Linked DNA regions of Homo sapiens: region 1 is linked to region 2. Evidence: chromatin contacts called from ENCODE Hi-C or POLR2A ChIA-PET data. All regions are on one chromosome and are shown on one strand. Each heading gives the region's core, a stretch centred on a gene start or an enhancer-like site at or near the end of the contact. The rest is flanking DNA. Distances are from core to core; before and after follow the strand shown.

Evidence for each region. A loop is a pair of places that touch in the nucleus more often than their neighbours do. ChIA-PET counts read pairs that join two places held with the same protein, here RNA polymerase II (POLR2A). Pooled maps may share reads with other maps.
Region 1: a loop to region 2 is called in a map of GM18951, with 2.5 times the contacts of the local background. The contact joins two enhancer-like sites. A Hi-C loop is called at or near these places in 6 of 168 maps with a recorded cell type or tissue (CD14-positive monocyte, GM18951, PC-3 and 3 more) and 1 of 50 pooled maps. POLR2A ChIA-PET finds 5 or more read pairs at or near these places in 7 of 52 experiments (A673, H1, Panc1 and 4 more).

The regions. Positions count from the first base shown.
Region 1 is chr1:94,988,296-94,990,995 of GRCh38, forward strand. All of the region lies in intron 3 of ALG14 (ALG14 UDP-N-acetylglucosaminyltransferase subunit), which reads right to left. Among named protein-coding and RNA genes, the nearest start is that of CNN3, 63 kb to the left of the region's middle. Within about 2 kb of position 1,301, at least 4 of the 41 ENCODE cell types and tissues checked have a DNase peak (open chromatin) inside an H3K27ac peak, as active enhancers do.
Region 2 is chr1:94,948,855-94,951,554 of GRCh38, forward strand. All of the region lies in intron 2 of CNN3-DT (CNN3 divergent transcript), which reads left to right. Among named protein-coding and RNA genes, the nearest start is that of CNN3, 23 kb to the left of the region's middle. Within about 2 kb of position 1,282, at least 4 of the 41 ENCODE cell types and tissues checked have a DNase peak (open chromatin) inside an H3K27ac peak, as active enhancers do.

The DNA of each region.
Region 1 (2,700 bases), core at 51-2,550, 39 kb after region 2:
TTAAGAATGGTTAGACAAAGAAGAAGAAAACCACAAGGTCCCTTGCCTATCCCTAAAAGTGTGTCAAAGATGATGAAATGATCAATACCATTTCTTGCAGGTAGCAGAGCTACAAAGATAGAGACAGAGAAAAGATCTTCAGATTTGGTCAAGAGAAGAGTAATGGAAACCTCAGAGATGGCTATTTCAGTGAGTCATTGGACCAAAATACAGGGCAGGGGAAAAGTAAGCATGCTGTGGGAGAGGGGAGCTCAGGTGTCAGCTGGATGGGCCAAGCAGGGCTGGGGAAAGGGTTTACAGAATGGAATGAATGATCTACATGTGAACATAAACATCAGTGAGAACAAACTGATAGTGAAGGAGGAAATGACCACATAGAAAAGGGTAAGTTCTTTCAATACCAGGAGAAAATAGTAAGTATTCAGAGTATTTGGTTCATGAGGTTGGTTTGGGAAAAGTTGTACTGAGAATATGATAAAAGATAAAAATAGTGGCATAGAAAGTTTGCCCCTCTTTTAAATATTAACTTTTCATCTCAGTGTGAAAAATACAGAGAAGCACAAAAAAGAACACAATCCTTTTAATCTCACCAATCTTAACATTTTGGTGTATTCTCTTCTAACTTACGTCTTTGTATATATTTATACTCTAATATATGTTCATATATGCATATTTGCAATTGTGAGAGCTTATACATAATATTAGTAAAGTTAGTTATATTTGTTTTTAAAATACTTTTTAAAAACTCACGGTTTTTAATGACTGCATATATTTAATCCTATGGAGATCTCATAACTCATTAACCATTCTCTTGTTAATGGAAATGGTTATTGTTGGAAATTTAGGCTGACTCCTTTTTTGTTATTCTAAATCATATTGTTATGAACATCTTTGTGTATAAATCTGTGATCCCTAAAGTTTAATTTTGCGTTAAACTATATACCAGAGTTCTTGCTGAGTGAGAGGTTGGAAGAAGTAGCTTTCAGGATTTAAGGAAGTTGTGGAAAGTTTAATACAACAATTATTATGGATCAGGAATGGACCATGTGGTCTTTTTTTTTCTTTGTTTTGTTCCTGTCTAGAATTTGTTTAAGCAATTTCCCAGAGTATGAGCTGTGGTTGCAGGCAAAGCCCCTTTCTCACAGCAGAAGTGAGATACTCCTTTCTAGGCCTCCTTACAGCTAGTAGATGGGCCAGTGACTTGCCCAGCTATTTCTGCCTAGATCTGACCAGGAGCTAGTGCTACAGAGGGGCAGGGCTGGAGGAGACTCTGTTCTGGTAGCAAAGGTACTGCTGGCAGGGGTCCAGCATCCAGTGCCAGTGGTGCCAGCTGCAGCGTTCACTGTCCAGCAACAGTAGCAGCAGCATCTCCTGAAACCAGCTCTGTGGCCATAGAATTTCATTCATGGTTCTGGCTGCTCAGTTCCCACTTTGTCCCTCTATATTTTCTAAGCCTACTTAATTGACATTGCTGGTAATTCCAAGAGTTCTCAATAGCCTTCACTAAATCCTTTTTCTGTTTCAATCAGCCAGAGTAGATTTCTATAGTTTGCTATCAAGAACCCTAACTAGATGGGAGGAACAAAGATTTGAGAGCAGCAAATGTAGAGACAGAGGGGGCCAGATCACATCAGAGCAGTCACAGGATTTCCTCAGACAGGGCTAAAAGCACTGGACCATGGGCATAGGAGTCAGACAGGGCAAAACATGGATGGCGACTGCACAGCAAAAAGAGGCTGGGAGAGTGCTCCAGGGTACGGAAAGGATAAGCAAAAGGACTTATCTAAGACAGGAGGGCAAAAGCAGTGGGACAAAAGCCTCAGGCAACTAGAAAGAGAAGAATCTGAGAGTAATCAAGGGAGTAAAGAAGAAAATGCAGTTAGAGTCAGGTGGTATATAACATGCAGAGGTTACAGTCAGGGGACAGGAAGGCCGGGCTGAAGCCTGGGAAAGGCAGTTGCTGAATGTCAGCGATCAGTGGAGGTGGACAGCAGGAAGGAAAAGGATGTGCAGCAGATGGGGATGACGTATTTGCTTGGCTCACATGATGGTACATTGTATTTCTTCTTTTTTATGTTTATTTAATCATCTGAGGAGTAACAGTTAAACAGAAACATCAAAATATCAAGAACAACATTAAATCACCAAATAAATTCTAAACCCTCGAATCCCTGACTATCTATGAACCCAAGGTCTCTTACAATTCTATTGGTAACAGAATTTTCAGAGATGTCATCATTGTGTATACAGCATTTTGGGGTCTACTTTTCCACGTATACAACTACATCCATTCCATGTTTCTACATAGGCACAATTGTGCCACTGCGTGAACGTACTACAGTCATCTAGCCACTTGCCGATTTCTCTTTACCCAGAATAGCTTTCATCTTCTTTTAAACCATACCAAAAAGGTAAGCAAGTTATAAATTGTTTTCATTTAGGCTAATGCACTAATGTTTTAAGGATACTGAATTTATTGGCTCATCCTCAAATATTAGTTACTTGCATTTTGCTTGGTGACAACTCAAAAAAACTTTCCAATTTAATCAAAAAAATAACTGAGAAGAACAGTAAACTTCGGTTCTGTAGGATCTTGCCCAGTTGATAAGTTCCCTCTAACTTGCTCTATCGATTATTCTGGTCTGGTCAGAATATTCCTGCTTGTTGTGCATTGACATAATTCATCAAGAGGCTGAATAA
Region 2 (2,700 bases), core at 32-2,531:
CACTGGGAAGGAAATCAAGACTATTGGGGAGGGAACGGGGTAGAAAGGGAGGTGTGTGGAGTAGGAGTGGGACCCAGGGAGCTTTTAGTGTACAATGACCGAAAAATTGTAAATTACCGCATTGCTGCCTTCTGCTTTATACCAAGTTTGTCCAACCCGCAGCCTGCGGGCTGCATGCAGCCTAGGATGGCTTTGAATGTGGCCCCACACATATTTGTAAAGTTTCATAAAACATTATGAGATTTATGCTTGGGCCTTTTTTTTTTTCTCATCTTATGTCATTAGTGTTAGTGTATTTTATGTGTGGCCCGAGACAATTCTTCTTCCAATGTGGCCAAAGGAAGCCAAAAAGATTGGACACCCCTGCTCTATACATTACAGTGTATAATTTTATTTTATTTTATTTTATTTATTTATTTTTTTGAGATGAGTTTCACTCTTGTTGCCCAGGCTGGAGTGCAATGGTGCAATCTCAGCTCACTGCAACATCCGCCTCCTGGGGTCAAGCGATTCTCCTGCCTCAGCCTCCCGAGTAGCTGGGATTACAGGCATGTGCCACCATGCCCAACTAATTTTGTATTTTTAGTAGAGACAGGGTTTCTCCATGTTGGTCAGGCTGGTCTCGAACTCTCAACCTTAGGTGATCCGCCCGCCTTGGCCTCCCAAAGTGTTGGGATTACAAGTGTGAGCCACCGTGCCTGGCCTACAGTGTATAATTTTTACAGCACTAAAGACTCTTAACATTTTTATAATTTTAAAGAAGGGTCACTGAAGACACAATGCTGCTTGGAGCGTTTTTATCCCTTATTCATTTAAGAACACTTTTTCAAATTGTATGTTTCTGAGTCATTTTTTTAAAATGATATGTTTGTTTACCTACATTAAATTAGATGATGCTGTGATACCACTCTTTCCCAAATAAATGTGTTTCCTTTAGAGATAACTAGTTCAGCCCATCCCCGGGTTCAATGAGTCACTAAGAGGACTCATAGGACTCAGCCTACTATCATGTAACACTAATGGCTATGATTTATTTCAGCAAAAAGATAACAAGCAGAATCAGCAAAGAGAAAAGGCATCTGGGGTGAAGTCTGGGGAAAACCAGGCACAAGCTTCTAAGGCTCCTCTGTCAGTAAAATCACAAAGGATAAATTAACCCCCCAGCAGCAAGTTCTGTATGTGAAAACAGGTGTGAAATGTTGCCAACCAAGGGAGCTCATTAGAGACTCGGTGCCCCACGTTTTTACTGGAGCCTGGTCATGTAGGCAGCCCCAACCTGGCACATATGGAAATACTGGCTTCCCAGAAGAAAGCAGGTGTTCAGCACAAACCACATTGTTTGCACAAACAGTCTGGCACAATGAACCACTCTTATCAGTTAATGGTGGGAACCCTTGCAAAATCTCAGTTCTCTCCCACATACCAGCCAAGGGCCAACCTTGCAAGCCTGCCTTTTCACAGGCAGTAGTTCGGGCCTGTTATGTTAATTATTTTCTGCACAATATCATCAACAGAGTGTCAATAATCATGATAGTGACATTTACAAGTTTGATGGGGTTCTTTTTGCCCCCAAAGCTGATGTCTAGTCCCTTTCTTTATCATGAAATTAACATTTATGGAGCCCTTATCACATGCCAGGCACATGGTTTAAATCTTTTAATATTTACAGTAAATGGGTCCTGTTTTTGTCACAGTTGTACAGATGAGAACATTTAGATCATATCATTTAGAACATATCATTAGACTTGCCCAAAGTCTCACAACTAATATTTGTAGTGCTGGGATTGGACCAGGAGGGCCTAACTCTGGAATAGGCACTGGGGAAGTTCTCAACAGTTTCACCACACACCTTCCCTTTCTTTTCTTTCGTTTCTTTTTTCTTTTTTTAATATGGTCATCAAAAATAATTACACATTCACACACACACACACACACACACACACACGCACACACCTATATCTCCCCATACTGTATGGACAGAACACAAATACAACCAGGTATATAACCTGGTGCAGACTGGCCTTCCAATATGTGTTGAGATGAATGAATAATGAAGCACAACATCTGAATGTCTAGCATTTAAGTACCGCATCCTTAAAATATCAACATCATGTCAACTCCTGAAACTCAGTAGAAGGACCCTAATGAAAGAAAACCTAGACAAGCCTCACCAATAAGTGCTTTAGTTACCTGTCCATTTGGACCTGTTTTTTGTTTTGTTTTGTTTTGTTTTGTTTTTTATCTTTTGAAGTTGAGAAGATTGAATGTCACATTTGAAATAATGCACATATTCATCACCAACAAGTTTTTTGAGTCCTTAAAATGTGCAGTGCACAGAATTACTGCCCTTTTTTCAGAGATGTGTCATCAGCAGCTCTGCTGGAACTACCCTAGAAAATTTGGCCACGGTTCTTGCTCTTGCTGTGTCTGGTCAAACCAGCAGGTTTGATCTGGGACTATAACTTCAATATGTGCCACCTGTGTTTCCATCAGAATGGAAGGGATTATAGCCCTCATCAAGTTGGACTAAGTGGTCTTCCCTGAATGGATTATCCAAGACAGCGCTCAATGAAAGAAACCACTGCTAGCTCTCTGCACATAAAATAAAATTTTTTTAAACTTCAAAAAAATTAAAATAAAAGCCAAGAGCCATAAACAATTGAAAGCATCTGATGCCTGCCTGGTGTTCCCGGTTCCTGC